Linked DNA regions of Homo sapiens: all the other regions are linked to region 3. The links are chromatin contacts, found by Hi-C or POLR2A ChIA-PET in ENCODE. All regions are on one chromosome and are shown on one strand. The core of a region is the stretch at or near the end of the contact, and the rest is flanking DNA. Distances in the headings are between cores, read along the strand shown. Region 1 holds the start of TMED9 (transmembrane p24 trafficking protein 9). Region 2 holds the start of NOP16 (NOP16 nucleolar protein). Region 3 holds the start of ZNF346 (zinc finger protein 346). Region 4 holds the start of FAM193B (family with sequence similarity 193 member B).

What was found. A loop is a pair of places that touch in the nucleus more often than their neighbours do. ChIA-PET counts read pairs that join two places held with the same protein, here RNA polymerase II (POLR2A). Pooled maps may share reads with other maps.
Region 1: a pooled map shows a loop between it and region 3 (4-fold over the local background). The contact joins the promoter of TMED9 here to the promoter of ZNF346 in region 3. A Hi-C loop is called at or near these places in 1 of 37 single-sample maps with no recorded cell type and 6 of 50 pooled maps.
Region 2: a loop to region 3 is called in a map of gastrocnemius medialis, with 2.7 times the contacts of the local background. The contact joins the promoter of NOP16 here to the promoter of ZNF346 in region 3. A Hi-C loop is called at or near these places in 1 of 168 maps with a recorded cell type or tissue (gastrocnemius medialis), 2 of 37 single-sample maps with no recorded cell type and 9 of 50 pooled maps. POLR2A ChIA-PET finds 5 or more read pairs at or near these places in 2 of 52 experiments (WTC11 and activated CD4-positive, alpha-beta T cell).
Region 4: a loop to region 3 is called in a map of naive thymus-derived CD4-positive, alpha-beta T cell, with 3 times the contacts of the local background. The contact joins the promoter of FAM193B here to the promoter of ZNF346 in region 3. A Hi-C loop is called at or near these places in 1 of 168 maps with a recorded cell type or tissue (naive thymus-derived CD4-positive, alpha-beta T cell) and 5 of 50 pooled maps. POLR2A ChIA-PET finds 5 or more read pairs at or near these places in 1 of 52 experiments (endothelial cell of umbilical vein).

What each region holds. Positions count from the first base shown.
Region 1 is chr5:177,590,164-177,593,452 of GRCh38, forward strand. TMED9 (transmembrane p24 trafficking protein 9) reads left to right here and starts at 2,040. Exons shown (of 5, transcript NM_017510.6): 1 at 2,040-2,235; 2 at 2,412-2,512. The coding sequence starts at 2,052. RefSeq lists an enhancer at 3,245-3,289.
Region 2 is chr5:176,386,891-176,389,930 of GRCh38, forward strand. It overlaps NOP16 (NOP16 nucleolar protein), which reads right to left and starts at 1,708. Exons shown (of 5, transcript NM_016391.8): 1 at 1,543-1,708; 2 at 1,345-1,453; 3 at 1-19. The coding sequence starts at 1,649. It overlaps HIGD2A (HIG1 hypoxia inducible domain family member 2A), which reads left to right and starts at 1,861. Exons shown (of 2, transcript NM_138820.4): 1 at 1,861-2,083; 2 at 2,441-2,871. The coding sequence starts at 1,930. The coding sequence ends at 2,607. It also overlaps a transcript of ARL10 not described here. RefSeq lists enhancers at 1,012-1,695, 1,347-2,546, 1,819-2,138, 2,339-2,558, 2,380-3,040.
Region 3 is chr5:177,021,142-177,024,322 of GRCh38, forward strand. ZNF346 (zinc finger protein 346) reads left to right here and starts at 1,555. Exons shown (of 7, transcript NM_012279.4): 1 at 1,555-1,772. The coding sequence starts at 1,598. It also overlaps a transcript of UIMC1 not described here. RefSeq lists enhancers at 1,259-1,796, 1,320-1,369, 1,797-2,333 and a silencer at 1,770-1,919.
Region 4 is chr5:177,553,313-177,556,566 of GRCh38, forward strand. FAM193B (family with sequence similarity 193 member B) reads right to left here and starts at 1,251. Exons shown (of 9, transcript NM_001190946.3): 1 at 937-1,251. The coding sequence starts at 1,146. It overlaps FAM193B-DT (FAM193B divergent transcript), which reads left to right and starts at 1,316. Exons shown (of 3, transcript XR_941274.3): 1 at 1,316-1,617. RefSeq lists silencers at 420-529, 860-1,069 and enhancers at 950-1,453, 1,180-1,339, 1,360-1,509.

The sequences.
Region 1 (3,289 bases), core at 790-3,289, 570 kb after region 3:
CAGCCTCCTGAGTAGCTGGGACTACAGGCGCATGCCACCAGATCCAGTTAATTTTTGTATTTTTTGTAGAGATGGGGTTTCGTCATGTTGCCCCGACTGGTCTCGAACTCCTGGGCTCAAGCAATCCTCCTGCTTCTGCCTCCCAAAGCGCTGGAATTATAGGCGTAAGCCACCATGCCCAGCCTATTTTCACTTTTTTGAGGAATCATTATACGGTTTTCCACAGTGTCTGTACCATTTTACATTCCCACCAACAGTGCACAAGGGTTCAATTTCCCCACATCCTTGCCAATGCTTGTAGTTTCTTTCTTTTCCTTTTTTTTTTTCTAGTGGCCATCTTAATGGGTATATGACGTAGTATCTCATTGTTCTTTATCTCATTGTGATTTGTGTTTCTCTAATGATTAGTGATGTTGAGTATCTTTTCATGTGCTCACTGGCCACTTGTTGATCACTGGAGAAATGTCTATTCAAGCCCTTTGTTGTGGTTTTTGAATGAGATTGTTCTTATTTTGTTGCTGAGTTTTAGGAGTCTCTGCATATTCTGGATATTAATCCTTTGTCAGATATATGATTTGCAAATATTTTCTTCCATTCTGTGGGTTGCCTCTTTACTCTGCTACAGAGTCTTTTGATGCACAAAATGTTTTAATTTTCATAAAGTCCAATTTGTCTATTTTTTCTTTTGTTGCCTGTGCCTTTAGTGTCATATCCAGGAAGTCTGTTGCCAAATCCGATGTGGTAAACCCTTTGCCATATGTTTTCTATGAGTTTTATGCTTTGGGATTTTAAAAGTTGTGGGTCTTTTTGGGTGAATTTTTATCTATGGTGTTAGAGAAGGAACCACCTTCACTTTTTTGCATGTGGATATCCAGTTTTCCCAGCACCATTTGTTAGAAAGACTGTCCCTCCTCCCCGCATTGAATGGGCTTGGTCTCCTTGTTAAAAATTATTTGACCATATATGGGAGGGCATATCTTGGGGCTCTCTATTGTATTCCATTGGTCTATATGTCTGTCTATATGCCAGTACCACACTGTCTTGATGACTGAAGCTTGGAAGTAAGTTTTGAAATCAGGAAGTGTGAGTTCTTCAGCTTTATTCTTATTTTTCAGGATTGTTTTGGCTAATCGAAATCCCTTGAGAGTATATGAATTGTAGAATGAGTTTCTCTGTTTCTACAAAAAATGTCATTGGGATTTTGACAGGAATTGCATTAAATCTGTAGATTGCTTTGGATAGTATTGACATCTTAACTATATTAAGTAAGGATGATTTTTTTTAAATTACTGATTCAATCTCCTCACTAGTTATAGGTTTATTCAGATTATATTATCTATTCTGAGTCAGTTTTGCATTTCTATGAATTTGTCCATTTCATCTACGTTATCCAATTTGTTGGCTTATATTTGCTCATAGTACTCTCTTATGATCCTTTCTATTTCTGTAGAATTGCTAGTAACGAGCCATTGCAGTTGGGATCTGGCAGCAGAGGCTGTGTGTGTGTTTGTGTGTGTGTGTGATCGGAGAAATGCTTGAGAGGGTAACACCCGATTTAGGAGTGGACAGGGTATGAGGACAAAGAAGTGGTAATGGGAGACCTTGCCTTTTATTTCTTTTAATCTTTTTTGATAATACATTTGTGCATTATTTGGTCGTTCTCTTTAAATTCATTTTTAAAGGTAGAAGCAAATCAAGACTGGTAGATGCTGTGCCAAGGAAAGTCAGGGATCCTAGGTTCGAATCCTGTCTCTGTTCGCAATTCGCTCCGCAACCTCAAACAAACGACCTCAGTTTCATCTATGAAAAGCTGGTAACCATCGTCAGTTGCCAGGCCATGAAGAGAGTCAACGGAAATAAGTTTTTATTCTAGGGCACCCGCTCTCTCTCAGGTAAAAGCCGCGCCCCAATCAGGTACTGCCGCGCCAGGGCCGCGGGACATCTCGGGATTTGTGGTCCACCCGGCGGAACTCGCGGTCCCGGCAGGCACCGCGGCGGCGGCAGGGCGACGTGGCGCGGCCGGCTGCGGCTGCGCAGGCAGGTGGAGCAAGATGGCTGTGGAGCTGGGCGTGCTGCTCGTCCGGCCCCGGCCCGGAACCGGGCTGGGTAGAGTGATGCGGACCCTCCTGCTGGTGCTGTGGCTGGCGACGCGCGGAAGCGCGCTCTACTTTCACATCGGAGAGACGGAGAAGAAGTGCTTTATTGAGGAGATCCCGGACGAGACCATGGTCATAGGTGCGGGGGCGGGGAGGAAGGGGCGAGTTTGGAACGTGACCGTGGTCTTGGGGCGGGGGATGCGAGACAGTCAGCTCTCTAGAGCCGGGAGGAGACGGCCTCGCCGTGCCCAGGCGGTCGCGGAACCCATGCCACCTCGCGCTCCTCTGACCTGGGCTCGCCCTGCTTCCCTCAAGGAAACTACCGGACGCAGCTGTATGACAAGCAGCGGGAGGAGTACCAGCCGGCCACCCCGGGGCTTGGCATGTTTGTGGAGGTGAAGGACCCAGAGGACAAGGTGAGCCAACCGCCCCCCTCCTCTCCGCCAGCCTCTCAGCTAGGCGGGCTCCGGTACTTCCTCTTCTAGTTCCTGCATCTGCTAAAGTGGGAGAGACAGTTGATGTTGTGGGAATATCCTGCTGACTTGCAGACCCCGCCCGGTCTGTGAAATGGGCGGATTAATTGTGGTGATAAAAATCAAAGAGTTTTGTCAACTCTTAAAGTCATCTAGACTTTAAGATTTCACAGAACATGATACTTTCCCCACAAAATGAGCAGCTTTTAATCTTCCCAAGTAAGGATATTAAAACGAACGGCAAAACCCTTCAGCTCTCACCTTCTGTCACTTTTCGTTAAAAAACTCATGGCGGGGTGTGGTGGCTCTTGCCTGTAATCCCAGCACTTTGGGATGCCGAGGCGGGTGGATCACTTGAGGCCGGGAGTTCAGGACCGGCCTGGGCAACCTCCGTCTGGCAAACCCCGTCTCTAGTAAAAATACAAAAAAAAAAAAAAAAAAAAATGAGCCGGGTGTGGTGGCGCACACCTCTAATACCAGATACTTGGGAGGCTAAGGCACGATAATTGCTTGAACCTGGGAAGCTGAGGCTGCAGTGAGCTGAGATAGCATCACTGCACTCCAGCCAGGACGACAGAGTGAGACTCTGTCTCAAAAACAAAAACAAAAAAGAACCCCCCAAAAAACAACTCACACCAAAAAAGTTGAAAGGGCATAAGCTATAAAGGAAAGCCCTTCCCAAGAGCAGTCAGTCACTTGCCACCCTAATGTCAGACTCTC
Region 2 (3,040 bases), core at 458-2,957, 630 kb before region 3:
CCACCTCCATGGCCTTCACCTGCAGAGAACAGAGCCCTTGAGACCAGAAGGATCTTTGATGAGGGAAAGTTATAGACTCCTGCTTATCCCAACACAACTACTAACCCATAAGAATCCCTGCCCACGGTTAGGTAGAAGTAGGTAACAATGAGAACTAATGCCCTGGAGGCTTTTTCTCTCTCTCTCTCTTTTTTTTTTTCTTTTTCTTTTTGAGACAGAGTCTCATTCTGTTGCCCAGGTTCAAATGCAGTGGCACAATCTTGGTTGACTGCAACCTCCCCCCGGGTTCAAGTGATCTCCTGCCTCAGCCTCTCAAGTAGCTGGGATTACAATCATGCGCCACCATGCCCAGCTAAATTTTGTGTTTTTAGTAGAGATGGGGTTTTGCCATGTTGGCCAGGCCGGTCTCAAACTCCTGGCCTCAAGTAATCCGTCTGTGCCTTTTACCCCCAACACAATCTTGGTGACAAGGACTTTGTGTTTTGTTCTCTATTAAATCCCCAGGGTGCTTAGGATGTGACATGTTCTCAATAAGTAGTTAACCTAATGAATGGGCTTCGCGAATGAATTTGTTCCATTGCCTTAGGCAAGTTTCTTTTTATTCTTTCATGCCAGAGGAAAATGGCACTACCATTTCTTGAATAAATGTGAGGCTACAGCCACACAGTTAGATAGTCCCTAAGGCAAGGAGTGTTATACCCATTTTATAGATAGGCAGGCAGAGAAAGATGAATTGCTTGCTTTTCTTTTGGGAACCTGGATTCTTTTAATAGTTGTTGAAGCCTCCAGGGGGCCAGGCGGATCACTTGAGGCCCAGCCTGGCCAACATAGCGAAACCCTGCCTCTACTAAAACCACAAAAATCAGCCGGGTATGGTGGCACACGCTTATAATCCCAGCTATTTGGGACGCTGAGGTGGGATATAGCTTGAACCCGGGAAGGAGACTGCAGTCAGGGAAGCCTAGGGAAGCCTCAGACCAAGGATGATTGAATAACAAAGAAAAGGTGTAAGTAAAGATCTCCAACTCTTAGGGAGTACTAATTAGGAAAGTTAAGGGTAGAAAAAGATAAATTAAGGAAAATACCGTTGAGATGCTAATGGGTTAATTTCAGAGAAAAAAGACTGAGTAGAGGGGGTATGGGGAATGTGTGCTGGGGAGGGAGTGTGACGAAGGTCGTAAAGAGACCCTTGCTCAACGTCAGTTGAGCGTTCTGACTGTGGGGAGGTCGAAAACTCGGAAGGGCCTGAGGGAAGGAATGGGCAGTACCACGTTCTGACACCTAGGTCAGTATGGCGGGGGAAGAGTAAAGAAGACAAGGACCGAGACCCTGCCATGTCAGTACCTTTCTCTTACGGAGGGGCACCGCCCTGTTGGGGTCCACAGCCAACCCCATCTCGGCCAGGTTCTGCCGTACCGATTTAGCGTGGTCCCAGGCATGTCGGATGTGGGAGCTACCGGCAAAGAGAGACATCGCGGATCCGTCATCTCGCGGACCGTCCCGGCCGAGGCCCACGGCCACCCGGAACCCCAGCCCCCTCACCATTCGATCCGCGGCGCTGCCTTCCGTCGAGCATTCCGGTTCAGACGCTTTCGGTTGACACTGTAACCAAACTTCTGCCTCCGGGTTTTGCCCTTGGCCTTGGGCATCGCGCTGACCACCGCACCAGCAGCTCAAACACGCTGCCTCTGTCTCTCAGACCTCGTGTAACAAACTCCTTCCGGAAGGCGTGCACAAGGCTTTGCGGGCATTTGGGGAAATGTAGTCCTTTTGTAGCACTACCGTGCTGAGCACTACGACTCCCAGGATGCAACGAGCATTTGCGCCTGCGTACAAGGCTCAATTTATTCGTTTCCCCGCCCCTTTCATGACCTTCACCGGGAGGCTGAGGTCGGAGTCCCGATTTTCTCCTGCTGCTGTGGCCCGGACATGGCGACTCCCGGCCCTGTGATTCCGGAGGTCCCCTTTGAACCATCGAAGCCTCCAGTCATTGAGGGGCTGAGCCCCACTGTTTACAGGAATCCAGAGAGTTTCAAGGAAAAGTTCGTTCGCAAGACCCGCGAGAACCCGGTGGTACCCATAGGTAAGTGGGTGCGGTAGGAACTGCACAAGGAGAGGACAGTGATGTCGGAGGGAAGGAAGTAGAGAAGGACCAGAGCGCTAGCGGGGAGCGGAAGGAGAGCGGACTAGAGAAGAGACGAGGGGGCGGGGCGGTGAGGGGCGAAACTGATTGGAGCGGGAGCAGCGGGTTTAGGGGGCGGGATTTGGGGCCTAAGATTGGGAGGACTCTGTAACTAGGAAGACCTCGACTCGACCTACCCTCGCCGCCCTCCCTCCGCTGTGATCCAGAGATCTTGGCTTTGGGGAAGCGAGACCCAAAGCGGGGAATGACCTGCGGGGCCCGACCTGCTGTTTCCCAGTTGCTTTGTCCCCTCCTCAGGTTGCCTGGCCACGGCGGCCGCCCTCACCTACGGCCTCTACTCCTTCCACCGGGGCAACAGCCAGCGCTCTCAGCTCATGATGCGCACCCGGATCGCCGCCCAGGGTTTCACGGTCGCAGCCATCTTGCTGGGTCTGGCTGTCACTGCTATGAAGTCTCGACCCTAAGCCCAGGGTCTGGCCTTGAAAGCTCCGCAGAAATGATTCCAAAACCCAGGGAGCAACCACTGGCCCTACCGTGGGACTTACTCCCTCCTCTCCTTTGAGAGGCCCATGTGTCGCTGGGGAGGAAGTGACCCTTTGTGTAACTGTAACCGAAAGTTTTTTCAAAAATCCTAGATGCTGTTGTTTGAATGTTACATACTTCTATTTGTGCCACATCTCCCCTCCACTCCCCTGCTTAATAAACTCTAAAAATCCACTTGTATTTAATTCAGTATCATCCCCATGGTTTTTGGTCTTTGATTTTGGAGGAAACGGACTTTGGAGTGGTGCTTAGAAATCGTGTAGTCTAGTGATTCCCGAACTTTCCTAGTAACAGCCACCCAGGGCACTTTGAAAGCAGAGATTTGGCCAGGCGCAGTGGCTCACACCTGTAATC
Region 3 (3,181 bases), core at 305-2,804:
GTGGCATGTGCCTGTAATCCCAGCTACTCAGGAGGCTGAGGCTGGAGAATTGCTTGAACCCGGGAGACGGAAGCTGCAGTGAGCCGAGATCGCGTCACTGCACTCCAACCTGGCGACAGAGCAAAACTCTGCCTCAAAAACAATTTAAAAAAAGAAAGAAAAGAAAAGAGACAAAAATCCCTGCCTTCCTGGGGCTTGCCTTCTAGTCGGGAGACAGACAATAAGCAAGATAAAAGGTAAAATATAAAAGAAATAAAGCAGGAAAGAAGGACATGAAGTGTGTGTGGAAAAGTAACATTTTAGATGGGATAGCCAGACAAGGTATTTTAGATAGAGTAGCCAGAGAAGGAAGTGGGAGACTGAGCCATGAAGATATATGAGAGAAATTCACCCCAGGAGGCCTGGATAACTGGGACAGGAATTAAGGAGTTGGGGACTGAGTAACACATCAGGATCAGGGAGGTTAAGGGAAGTCAGATTGTACAGGGCCTTGTTGGTCGAAGTAAGGACTTTGGCTTTTTTTTTTTTTAGTCGGAGTTTCGCTCTTGTTGCCCAGGCTGGGGTGCAATGGCGCCAGCTCGGCTCACAGCAACCTCTGCCTCCCGGGTTCAAGCCATTCTCCTGGCTCAGCCTCCGAGTAGATGGGATTACAGGCATGTGCCACCACACCCGTCTAATTTTGTATTTTTAGTAGAGACGGGGTTTCTCCATGTTGGTCAGGCTGGTCTCGAACTCCGGACCTCAGGTGATCCGCCCCCCCTTAGCCTCCCAAAGTGCTGGGATTACAGGCGTGAGCCACCGCGCCTGGCCGGACTTTGGCTTTTACTAAGAGTGAGATGGGAAGCTGTTGGAGGATTTGAGAACCTAAGCGTCATGATCTGACTTGTCATAAGAGGATTCCTGGAACTGCTGTGCTGGGAATGCCAGTGAGGTTGCTACTACAATAACCTAGGCAAGAGATGGTGGCTCCCAAAGACACGGGAAGGAGCAGCTCTGGGGTTGGAAGATAAAATTTGGGGTCTGACAGCTACATTGGAGAAGCCTATTAGCCATTCGAGTGAACTGTGGAAGAGGCAACTGGATGTATACAGGTCCGGAGTCTCGGGGAAGATCAGAGCTGGGAGCTGGCACTTGGAACTCAACAAATAGTATGTATTATTAGCAGTAATATGGAACCTTAGCTGTACTACTACTTACTAGTAGCGAGCTCTTGAGTTAACCATTTTTAGGTTCTGGGCCTCAGTTTCCCTGTGAATGAAATGGCGAAAACACTCCCACATAACGGGACCTTGAGAACGAAATGAAAAGTATCAAGGGCTGACCGTGAGCAAGGTGAGAGCCATGAGCCAAAACCACACGAGCCTCTCCGGGAGGGGGGGGTCACTGCTGCGGAATCAGCGACAGGTTTCCGAATCCACGGCACACGCTCTGAGGTACCAGAGGTAGCAAAGCAAAATAAGCGCGGGGTCCCGCACGGCAGCGCGGGTGCAGCGCCCAAACCTCGCGAGATTTGTTGGCTGGGCCAAGTACCACCCACCAAATCTCGCGATACCTAGGCGCCTGAGAGGCTCTCTACCGGTGAGGGTTTGCGGGGAAGATGGAGTATCCCGCGCCGGCCACGGTGCAGGCCGCGGACGGCGGAGCGGCCGGGCCTTACAGCAGCTCGGAGTTGCTGGAGGGCCAGGAGCCGGACGGGGTGCGCTTTGACCGCGAGAGGGCGCGCCGCCTGTGGGAAGCCGTGTCCGGTGCCCAGCCGGTGGGTAGAGAGGAAGGTGAGTCGGGGGCTTTGGAGGCAGAAAGCCCCTCGCCCGCTGCGCGGCTCGCGGGGAACTGCGGAAGCGCCGACGGTCACACCCCCTGGCCCGCCTCCTTGCGTGCTGCGCCCCGGGACCCCCAGACTTGTGCTCCCCATCCGGGCGCGGGCACCCCAAGAATCGGGCCCCCAGCGCGCTGAGGGTGAAGGGCCGCTCACGCTCAGGCCCTGGGTTTTCCTCCTCCTCCTTCATCATTCACTACAGCGCAGTTTTTCCCACATTCGAGGACTGTCATCCCTATACTCGTCCTGTCGGAGACCTACAGTCTTTGCCATCCCGGTAAGCCAAGCCGAGTGCCCCTCACCACTCCTTGACTCCCCATCGTCCCAATCTCCAGATTTCCTCCTAGGGCCTCTCGCCTCCCTTCTCTCAAGCCCCACACTTCCGAGGGCTCTGGAAGGCCTTCTCCTTACCCCCTGGGTTCCTCCTGGTCTTGATGACTGAGCCCTGGCTTACCCGTTTTTAGCTCTCTGGCCTCTACTTGCTGGGTCCCTTATTCTAAGGTGGGGACAAGGAGCCTGAGAAACTGGTCTGGGTTTGCTTTGGCTCCAGCTTCTTTGTGTCCTACACTTGACCCAAAGTTGCTGAGAACAGTGTATGCAAAGCCACGTTAGGGGTCACTCCTGGGCCGAAGCGCCCCAGCTTGCTCTGCACTTGACCTGAGACTGGGTAAGATGGGATGAAAGAAAGAGAAGGATGGAAAAGAGCTGTCCTGACCTGCTTGTGTGACTCCCTTCACTGTCCTTTACAGAGCCAGCTGCTTGATGCTAACCCAGATGTACAAGAACTCTATCTGGGCTTCTCTGCTAACCTTGTCAGGTATCTGGAGGGAAATCAGATTTCTCCAGTGATTTGTTTGCTTGCTGAGCAGACTTGTCTTCGAAAGTTTAATATGCTATTTGTGAACTGACTGCCCTGGATAAAATTGGATAAAATTGAAATTTTGACCATATCTAAGGAAGGTACACAGACCTATACCCTGGTATATACTTCTCCAATTTAAAAACAAGTCTAGCCTGTCTCCTAAGTTTATATATATATATAATGTATATTATATATAAAAAAGAAGGAGACAGGGCCCCAGAAATGGTGTGTGTGTATGCGTATATATAATATACACACACATAAATGTATATATATAATATATACACACATAAATCTGTATATATATTTTTATATACACTTGTAAGTATTTTATGTATACACACACACACACACACACACTATTTCTGGGGCCCTCTCTCCTTTTTTTTTTTTTTTTTTTTGAGAGAGTCTCACTCTGTCACCCAGGTTGGAGTGCAGTGGCACAATCACACTGCAACCTCCGCCTCCTGGGTTCAAGCAATTCTATACTGCCTCAGCCTCCG
Region 4 (3,254 bases), core at 1-2,500, 530 kb after region 3:
CATCCGACCCTCCAAGACTCCTGCAGGAGCCTGCCTTCCTGGGCAGGCTCAGCCAAAAGACCAACTCAAAACTCTTTTGTCAGAGCAAGCTTAGGGAGAGCCACCCAGCCCCGAGTGCCACAACCCTCCCAGAGCAACCGTGGCCCATGTCACCCCCGCCTCTCAGTGAACTTTGGCAGGGTACCTCCCGTTATCTCCTTTGCTCAAAAGAAAGTGACCTTCTTCCAGGTGGCAAGCTGGAAGCTTTGGGGAATCCTCCTACTGTTCGCTCTCAGCAGGATTCTCCAAACCTGGGATCTCAAGGTCGGGGTGGGCTGCCTTGCGGAGCAGGGGAGGGAAGAAGGGCAGGTTCTGCTGGGTTTCCACCTCAGTGCAGAAACCCCACCAAAAACTCCTCCGGGCAGCCTGGCTGTCTGCTCCAACTGCTCTGCTGGGTATGGCGAGGAGGCGCCAGGAGACACAGCTGCTGAGGGGGCCGCGGCTGCAGGCGCTGCAGGGGACGGAGTGGAGCCGTTCCCGGGGGCAGAGGGAAGAGGCTGCAGTCGTCCAGTCCCAGAGCCCCGAGATGGCCTGTGGCTGAGGGAGCAGGTGGGCCCGGGGGAGGTGGCGGGCCGAGAGCGGAGCTGCGGCCTCGGGATCACAGCCCAGTCCCAGTCCCAGTCCCAGTGTGGGTGTACGGCCGGAACGCCCGGAGGCGGCGGGGAGAGGGGAGCAGCTTCAGCCTAGTCGCAGGAGCGCGGACCGAGCCTCGGCTTTGGGGAGAGGGGTCCAGCCTCCATTCCCGCCCCGGGGGAGAAAGCTTCGGCGCCGGACCCGGGGGAAGGCTGCTACCCCAGCCGCGGCAGGATGGCCCATCCCCAACCCCGCCCCACTCCCGCTCCCGCTCGGGGAAGGTGAAAGCGCCCGAGCCGCCGAAGTCTCCCCGCTCGCTCCTACCTGCGGGCCGGGCACCAGGTTGGGTTCGTCATCCTCCCTGGGGCCGTCGTGGTCGGGCTCCGCCGGCGCCTCCGGAGGGCCTGCACCCGCTCCCGCCTCCAGGCTTGGCGGCGGCGGGGGCTCGGGCGCCTGGGGCTTCTGCGGCCCCGCGGCCCGAGCCCGCTCGCGCCTGCCCGCACCGCCGCTCGGCCTGCTCCGCCTCCGCGTCATGCCGCCGCTCGCGCCGCTCCCTCGCTCCACACGCCGCCGCCGCCGCCGCCGCCGCCGCCGCCGCCGCCGCCGCTACCGCTCCCCTCACAGGACAACAGCCAATATGGCGGCGCCCGGTTCCCCCCCTCCGCCTGCTGCCAACAGGTCAGAGGGCACGCGGAGTCCGCGCCGCCGCACTAGCCCCCGAGGCCGCCTGCGCCATTTTGAATAAGGTCACCACCCGGAGTTCGCTGGGAGAAAAACTTGGTGGGGAGACGCCCTTCCCCCCCTACGCGGGACGGGAAGGATGCAACCTGCTGGAGGAACGCGTGTAATGCGGTGGTAATCGCGCTGCACCACCCTAGCACTTAATAATTGCCTGTTAAATGGATGAGTGAATTAATTTCTATAGTGTTACAATACTTTCACACCCATCGTCTGACTCCTTCCGACAGCACAGCGAGGCAGGTACGGATCATTCCCATTTTGCAGGTGAGAAATATTGAGGCAACATAAAGGCCTGGAAAAGGTTGCTGTACATCATTTTGTTGGAACTCCTGGGCTCGTGGACGGCCTGAGTTGAAAGGGACGAAGGTCTTTATTTGCAACATATGGTCTACTGGGAGTCCAGCGTTCTGTGCTTGGGACAGTGGGACTCAAACCCGACTCCTTGTTCCCGAGTCTGATGGGGAAGGTAGACACGTAGGTACATAGTTACAACCGGTGTGATAACGATGAGACGACTAGGTGTTTCCAAAAAAATAGTATGTGCAGGAGAGGATTTTGGAGTGGTACACAAAGGAGAATTTTTAAAACTTAATAATTATGTATTTAATTGTTAAAAATGGAATTTCCCCCCTCTTTTTGTGAATATACTGTATAATACATGTACATGGCACAGATTAAAAAAAAAAAGTTTTGAGTGAAGTCTGTCTCATGCCTGGGCTATGTACTCTGAAATTGTGGTTATATGCAGAGTTGCTATTGGTATCAACAGGGGCGGAATCCTGACACTGGCTTCCTAACCCATGGGGCAAGGGCTATTTTGAAAGGAAGAGCTACATGGAAGGCCCTGGAGCTCTCCTTAACTACCAAGAAAATAAATCAAAAATAGTACCTTATCTCACCCAGGGATTAATGCCACTATCAAAGATTTGAAAGACGCAGGGTGAGTCCCATCACATCACCATTACCTCTTCAGTTTGCCCAGAACAGAAGAGAGACGGCCTTGAAGAACAACAGAGCATTATGATAAACTTACTTATTCTGGTAAGAACCCCAACTGCAGGCATTCTTCCAGATGCGGTCCTTCTTGGGACAGATCAGCACAGTTGTTGGTCTCTAATAGGCAACAAGAGGTCTGGTCAATGGTTATTCTTCTGTACCAAACACCAGGAATCCCTTGCATTGATCTGGCAGGGGCAGCGGTAAACCCTCACTGTCTTGCTTCAGGGTATGTCACACTCTGGACCCAGCCACTTAGTTTACAGGGATTTTTTTTTTTTTTTTTTTTAATGACAGAGTCTCACTCTATCTCCCAGGCTGGAGTGCAGTGGCGCAATTTCAGCTCACTGCAACCTCCGCCTCCTGGGTTCAAGGGATTCTCGTGCCTCAGCCTCCAGATTAGCTGGGATTAGAGGCACATGCTACCACGCCCCCTAATTTTTTTGTATTTTTAGTAGAGACGGGGTTTCCCCGTATTGCCCAGGCTGGTCTCGAATTCTTGACCTCAGGTGATGCACCTGCCTCGGCCTCCCAAAGTGCTAGGATTACAGGCGGAGCCACTGCACCCTGCCAGTTTACAGGGATTTTTTTTACTAAATCTCCATTCTAATGGATATCAGGCTAATCTGCTGAGGCACTGATGACATCATCTTGATGGACCTTAAGAAAAGGGAATAGCAGATATCCTGGATGATTTGGTAAGGCATGATGTGTGTGCCAGAGGATGGATAATAAATCTCACAAATATATAGGGGCCTCGCAGTAAGCCATCTAGGAGTCTGGGATATGTTGAGATATTTCGTACAAAGTGAAGGGAAAGCTGCTGTAGATCACACTCCCTACTAGGGAAGAGGTGCAATACTTGGGCTGGGGCTTCTTTAGACTTGGTAGGTAACATAGATGTA